Linked DNA regions of Homo sapiens: region 2 is linked to region 1. The links are chromatin contacts, found by Hi-C or POLR2A ChIA-PET in ENCODE. All regions are on one chromosome and are shown on one strand. Each heading gives the region's core, a stretch centred on a gene start or an enhancer-like site at or near the end of the contact. The rest is flanking DNA. Distances are from core to core; before and after follow the strand shown. Region 1 has its middle 180 kb from the start of MOCS2-DT. Region 2 has its middle 150 kb from the start of FST.

Evidence for each region. Hi-C counts contacts between places; a loop is a spot of excess contacts on that map. ChIA-PET counts read pairs that join two places held with the same protein, here RNA polymerase II (POLR2A). Pooled maps may share reads with other maps.
Region 2: a map of tibial artery shows a loop between it and region 1 (25-fold over the local background). The contact joins two enhancer-like sites. A Hi-C loop is called at or near these places in 5 of 168 maps with a recorded cell type or tissue (IMR-90, MCF 10A, endothelial cell of hepatic sinusoid and 2 more) and 1 of 50 pooled maps. POLR2A ChIA-PET finds 5 or more read pairs at or near these places in 2 of 52 experiments (MCF 10A and WTC11).

Annotation. Positions count from the first base shown.
Region 1 is chr5:53,290,359-53,293,732 of GRCh38, reverse strand. No RefSeq gene overlaps it. Among named protein-coding and RNA genes, the nearest start is that of MOCS2-DT, 180 kb to the right of the region's middle. Within about 2 kb of position 2,037, at least 2 of the 41 ENCODE cell types and tissues checked have a DNase peak (open chromatin) inside an H3K27ac peak, as active enhancers do; they include mammary epithelial cell, where a contact is called at or near this core.
Region 2 is chr5:53,331,976-53,334,935 of GRCh38, reverse strand. No RefSeq gene overlaps it. Among named protein-coding and RNA genes, the nearest start is that of FST, 150 kb to the left of the region's middle. Within about 2 kb of position 1,680, at least 4 of the 41 ENCODE cell types and tissues checked have a DNase peak (open chromatin) inside an H3K27ac peak, as active enhancers do; they include mammary epithelial cell, where a contact is called at or near this core.

The DNA of each region.
Region 1 (3,374 bases), core at 788-3,287:
AGCTGGGTGAAAGGGCTTTCAGTGCCAAATATAAAATCCTGGGAAGGCTTTATAATTTTAGAGACTAAAAGATTGGACAACAACCACATGTTTTCTCTTGTTTTACTGAGTGGTTTTTTTTTTTCATTCATTGATTTATATATCATGATGTCCAAAAAATAAGAATTAGAGACTAGTTTGTGATCACATAAATGGTGAAAATAAGCTTAGATGAAAAAAACCTCTTTGGCTTAAAATGACTTTGTTAGGTTTTTCACATACTCAGACATGGTGAACAATTCTACACTAATATTATTGCTTCATCTCTCTTTATTAAATGATTCATTCTGTACTTTTTGTTTTTCTTGAAGAAATCTATTTTGATCAAATATGCTTATGAAGCAATGGATTTTTATCAAATGCTGCCATTACCTCATTGTAATGACTCTTCATTTGAACCCCTGGACTTTACATCCTTTTGAATGACTTCTGTTATTTATTTGTGGAAATTCCATTGGGTGGAATGCAATTTTCATTTTTACTTTCTATTCATGATTTTGATATTTGGTGATAATTCCTCCACACATACATACTGATCCCTTATTCTGTTCCAGGCACTATGTCAGAAACTGGGAATAAAACCATGAACAAGAAGAGTCTGCTCTGAAGCAACTACATCTAATCTGTGTTTTAGTTAGCATAAGGGTAGGGGTAGGGGCTGAAGCCAAAGTAGGATGGGTGGGAGGTGAGGATACAGAGAGAGAAAAGGAAGTTAAAATGCAGCCATGATATTGGGGTTTGGGGCCAATGCACACGGTGCTTTGGAATACTTAGGGTAGAAAAAAAATATCTCAGGTGAGATAGTTTACTTAAATGAAACTAAGAAATAAGGGGAAGAAGAAAACATACTATTACAAGAAGATGTAACATTTACAATCTATGGAGAGCCACTGACAAATGAAGCAGTAGAGGTATGAGTGAGTCCATTTTGGATTTTCCAGTCTCAGTCAATTTCCCAGACAACTGTAGACACGTGAGAGACCCCAGATGAAACCAACAAAACATTGAGTTGCGTTCAGCCTCAGATTGCAGAATCCTGAACAAATAGATGATTGTTATTTTAGATCACCCGTGTTTTGTTACACACTAATGGATAACACGAACACCTGGGTTAATTATAATCCAGGTGCAAGTTCCTTCCAAAACCTGGTCTGTGTACCATTCACCTGAAAAATCTCTTTCACAGGATGTGTCATTTTACTATCTCTCAGGTTTCTCATGGTGTGGAGACTTTGCCATTCTCTAGCATGCTCTCTTGCTTTCCCACCTTGCCCAGTTTCAGCAAATACTCATTGGTCTGAAATACTTTGGAATACAGGAAGAACTTTAGGGAGTATGGAAGAGCCCAATTCAAGATGCAATTTTCTTCTTGGTTTTATTTAAATGGAGTTTGTTGTTTTCCAACCAAAAATGCCACAACCAAACAGAAATGTCTCTAATTGATTAAAAGAATTGTGTTTATTGCCACAAGGAGGCATGCTTTCTCAAGATTATAAAAGACAAGACATTTTTCTTCCCCTAGAGCAATTAATTAGGTATAGAGTGGGAGAAACCCTTAGAAACATCTCTAGTTCCATCTGAGGAATAAGTGATAAGTGATGCCATAGGAAGAACCAAGCTTAACCGAGATGGAGGAGACAGTGAGCTCTTTGAAGGAACAATGTCTGTATTAGAGGAGGAACTACTGGGCTGTATCCTAAAGAGATTATTTCCTACATACGATTTAACTTCCTTAAAGGAATTGAGGTATAGGTAAGGATGGCTCATGGGGCTGTAATCTTTGTCAGGAAGATCATTTTTAAAAGTTTCCTTAATTAGGTAGCCCAAGATTATGAGTTGTCTTCAACCATATTTTGCAATAGCAAATGGCAAGTTTTGCTGACAGAGACAGTCTTAACTCTGACAAGGTAGTTCTCCAGAATCTTATTACACAATACAAGATTACAGAATCAGCTGTTATTCTGGAAATTTGCAACAGTTTGTGCTCAAGTGACCCTCCCTGAGCTTTGAGTGTTTGACAAAGGAAGTGAAAGATAAGAGGCAAAACAGAGAGTTCAGCTATTTATTTCTTTATTAACTACATGTAACCTAAACAGAATCCAAATGATGACTCCATAGCAATGAACTAGTTTTGCTTAGCAAAGATTTTATGAAATATTTGATCATATGATAATATGATTACATCATTGAAACTTTAGACAGATATGAAAAAACAGTACAGTCTTTTCACTTCTAAGTACTACTATAAGAAAGCTTTGATATCAAGTTCTATTTATATGGCTTATACAGTTTGATTTCTCTGTGAAAAAAGTTTTATTGTGTACTGGACGGTATTCAGGGTGATTTCTGACTTAAAACTGCTTTCTGATAGCATCCTCAATAACTTTGCCCCCTGCCCTTCTGATAATGTATCTACTCAGCAAACCTTTAGTCAACTCAAATGTTTGCCTTTGCTCCTCTTACAACTTGGCTGCCAGAAGCAGTGATACCATTATGCAAATGGTGCTACTGAAAATTCGTAGATAGTTTTCGGTTCAGCGCAACAAATTCTTGCACTAACTCACTAAAGGAGCTGTTCCAAATTATCAAAATTATTCTCAAGCACAAGGAACTCTGCTACCTTCTTTTCTTTTTACAAACAACTGTTTCAGGCAGAATATGTCAAGAAAACAAATCACAGGAGGTATGTTGACAGAGAAAATTGAATATAGGAGATTAATTTCAGAGGAATTGAAAAGCTGAAAAAAACAGAAGGGAAACTCAGCAATAGCCCAGTTGAGATGGGAGAGTTCCCTGCTCCCCGCCCCCCAACCCACCACTGCGCACCTTGCAGGACTTGCGACAGGGGTATGGCTCTCTGTTCTGTCTCTAGGAGCTCAAACCTCTTATGGGAGGGGGAGCACACAAATGGGCAAGGTGCAGGAGCCAGGCAAGCACTTTGGGCTCCACCTTTACTACCAGTAGTGTCTAGGGGTGGGTGTCTGCAACTCCCAAAGCCCAAGTGGGTGTGTTACAGTGGGCTCTTTCAGCTTTGCCATCTGCAGATGGCTTGAATTTATCCAGCTCAGTGGACCCTCTCTGCCTTTCTGCAAGGGCAGAGGGCCAATGGGACAACTTTCTGTATCCTGAGCTTTTATCCAACATCTTGGAAGAATTGGGTCACACACAGACTTGAAGGATGAATGCGGTGGTTTTATTCAGTGGCGGAGGTGGCTCTCAATGAGATGGATGGGGAGCTGGAACAGGGATGGAGTGGGAAAATGATCTTCCCCTGGAGTTTGGCTGTCCAGTGGCCAAACTACTCTTTGACCATCCCCAGCCTGACTCCTCTCAGC
Region 2 (2,960 bases), core at 431-2,930, 42 kb before region 1:
CCTGTTCCATGTACAGTCTTCACATCTGAAGAAATGTGGAAGCTAGCATACTTCTTTCTAAAAAATGTTAACCTTGTGGCTTTATTACAAGAGGAAATGAGTCAAACCTATCAACTTCATGATACTACAGTTAGGTGCCGTAATCCAAAAGTTACAAAACAGCCTGCAGGACATAATGCAGTTTTAGAGTGAAAAACTTAAAAATGCTTCCCTTATGATTGATGAGTTACAAATGGGATGGGCTGAGATAGCATGTGAACTTGTGCATGTGTGTGGGTATGTTAGTTGGGGGTAGAGTTGGGTTGAGGTTGGGGGGTGGTGGCGGCGCACCTTGCAAGTTTAAACTGGGCAAGCTCAAAGGAATCATGCTTGGCTTAGGTCCCATGGTACAAGTTTGTACTGGGCCATGAAAGACGATGCTTGGTCCTATGTGTGACACCTGGCATATAGGCTGAAAGAAAGGTGTGCCTTGTCAGGGATTTTCCCAGATGCTTTCTGGATTTCTTCACCATTATCAGCAGCTCCTTTTAAACACACAAAGCATGTGTACCATGCATTGCCAGGGCACTGTTCTGGGAGTAGCCTGCTAATTGTTCTTTCTCATTGGTATAATCCTGGTTGAAGGGAGAAATCGGCAAGAAATCAGGTTTTTCTCTCCACCCATCTCCACCCAATCAAGGACTCTATATTTTTGGTTTGAAAGAAAGTATCAGATGGTTTGGTCTTTGGACAGAGTACCCAAGATTATGGTGAGAGGAAGGCTCTATCTCTGTCCATATTGCCTAGGATAGTAGAGTCAGATGAAGAGTTCAAACTTACAAGGACATTGAAGAAAACTCAAAGCCCCAGCCTCAAATACAAGAGAGAGGCTGGACTACTCAGGTCTCTCTTTACCTTACTACTCCTACTCCAGCTTGGGATAGGGTTGGGGAGGGAGCTGCTGGAGAATGTTATTTAACCACTAGTTATAATCTTGTTAAAGGAACAGAATATCACTCGTTTTGGACCTCAGGCTGGCTGGTTTCATATAGTTAAGCACAGCATGAATTGGCATTAAATAAACTCAGAATGGAGGAAACATGTTTCACAAGGCAGGGAGAGATGTGGGTACATTACTGTTGGCGTTTTAAAAGACTAAACTTGGACTAAAGTCTTCTCATCGTGAGCAGAGCAGATTGTCACCAGGCCATCCCCAGCAAGACAGCACCACAGAAATTCACCCCCAGCTTCCCAATGCCTACATCTTCATTGCCACAGAAACAAAATCCTGACTCAAGAGATTAAAAATTTTTGTAAAAGCCTCATTGACAAGGCATTCAGCCACTGTGCTTTTACCTCATCAGATACCATCCCCTCTCACTTTCTAGTTTTTCCAGCACCTAGGAAACATAAAATTGTCATGGTATTCAAGATACTTTCTCTGCTCATAAAACAATAATCACATTGTAAACCCAAGAGTGCTGCAATAGAAGTCTTTCTGGTCCTTTATTAATGCTGCTGGTATTTGTCTAGCCTTTAAAAAGCTTTTGGCTCAACATCCTACTCATATTTTTGGGCTATGACTTGCTAGAGTTGTCAGGACAAGTAAAACATTTCCCTTTCAGCGTTCATTACAAGAAAAAAAATTCTATTGTATTTCTTAAAAGTGACTTGTGACTCATCTCCTTTTTTGGGATAGAGTTATAGCTTAAGGTTGTGCCGGTGGTGTACTTCCCTGTGGTGATAAGTAAAGCAAATGTTCGGAGGTGAGAGATACTGAATTTGGATATGAGTTTTATTTGTTCATTTGCCACACCTACAGGATGCTACAGAACTCTGCAGGAACATTTTAATGAATAAATCTTATGGGTTTTTAGTATAACTCTATAATTTAAGATTGACCTCTGAATTCCAGCTGAAATTTATATTGAGAGAAAGGAACAAAGTGCCCCATTAGTGCAGACTTATTTTGACAAACGTATTTTTATTTATTGTTTGAAAAATGAAAATAGCTTTATTGCTTCCTTATAGTTAGTAAGTAAATGTTTGACTTTAAAAAATTATTATAAGCAGGAAAAGAACCCAGTTATACATGCTATTGCAAATATTTCAGAAAAGACAGTGACACATAAGGAAGGAAACATAAATTATTTATAATTTTACCAACCAGTGATAATCAGCTTTAAGTGATAATCAGCACTGATTATAGGCTACATTGGTTTATAGCCTAACAGTCTATTTTTCTATGTATGCACACAGGTAGATTATATTTTGCCAAAATGAAATTGTACCATACGTGTTGGTTGGTGGCTTTAAAAAAAGATTCATCAATAGATGAACTGTATCATTCCTCACCTTTTTTAGTAAACAGAAAGAGTTGTAAATTGTATGACTCTTTAGACTGCTTGCTATGGCAGAAGTGGAAACATTTTCAGAACAAATGAATTGTGCATCATTTTGTTAGCAAATCGTTGGAAAGACTAGATAGGTCAGAGAAAGCGCAACTATTTCGCTTTGAACTTCTTGCACGATTATATTGAAGGAAATTCTCTGGGGACAAAAATTTTTTGACTGTCATAGAGCCAAACAAAATGGCTAAAAGTTGTTGAAAGCCCTCTCAGAATATCATGGTGCTGTGCATTCCCTGGGCCATCTTGGAAAAGAAGGAATATATTCTTTCATCAACATTAGCATGGAGCTTCTGTCAGAAGAGGCTGTGCAGCACATCTGTGAACCATTTCTTTGGACTACTAAAAGTATAACTCTAACTCCATGATATTATTTGCTCCCAGAACTTTTTCTTTCATTTTTTTTGTAGTTGTCTATAGAACCAAAAAAGAATAAAACCAAGAATAGGGGTGGAAAGGTTATAAATACATTATGTTTGAAAGTGTTTGGCTTACATAGATGAGGTCAAAGTTCTTTTTAGCCAAAAGTTTGTCTTTTTCATTTGTTTGCATCCCATATTTGTGTAAACAAAA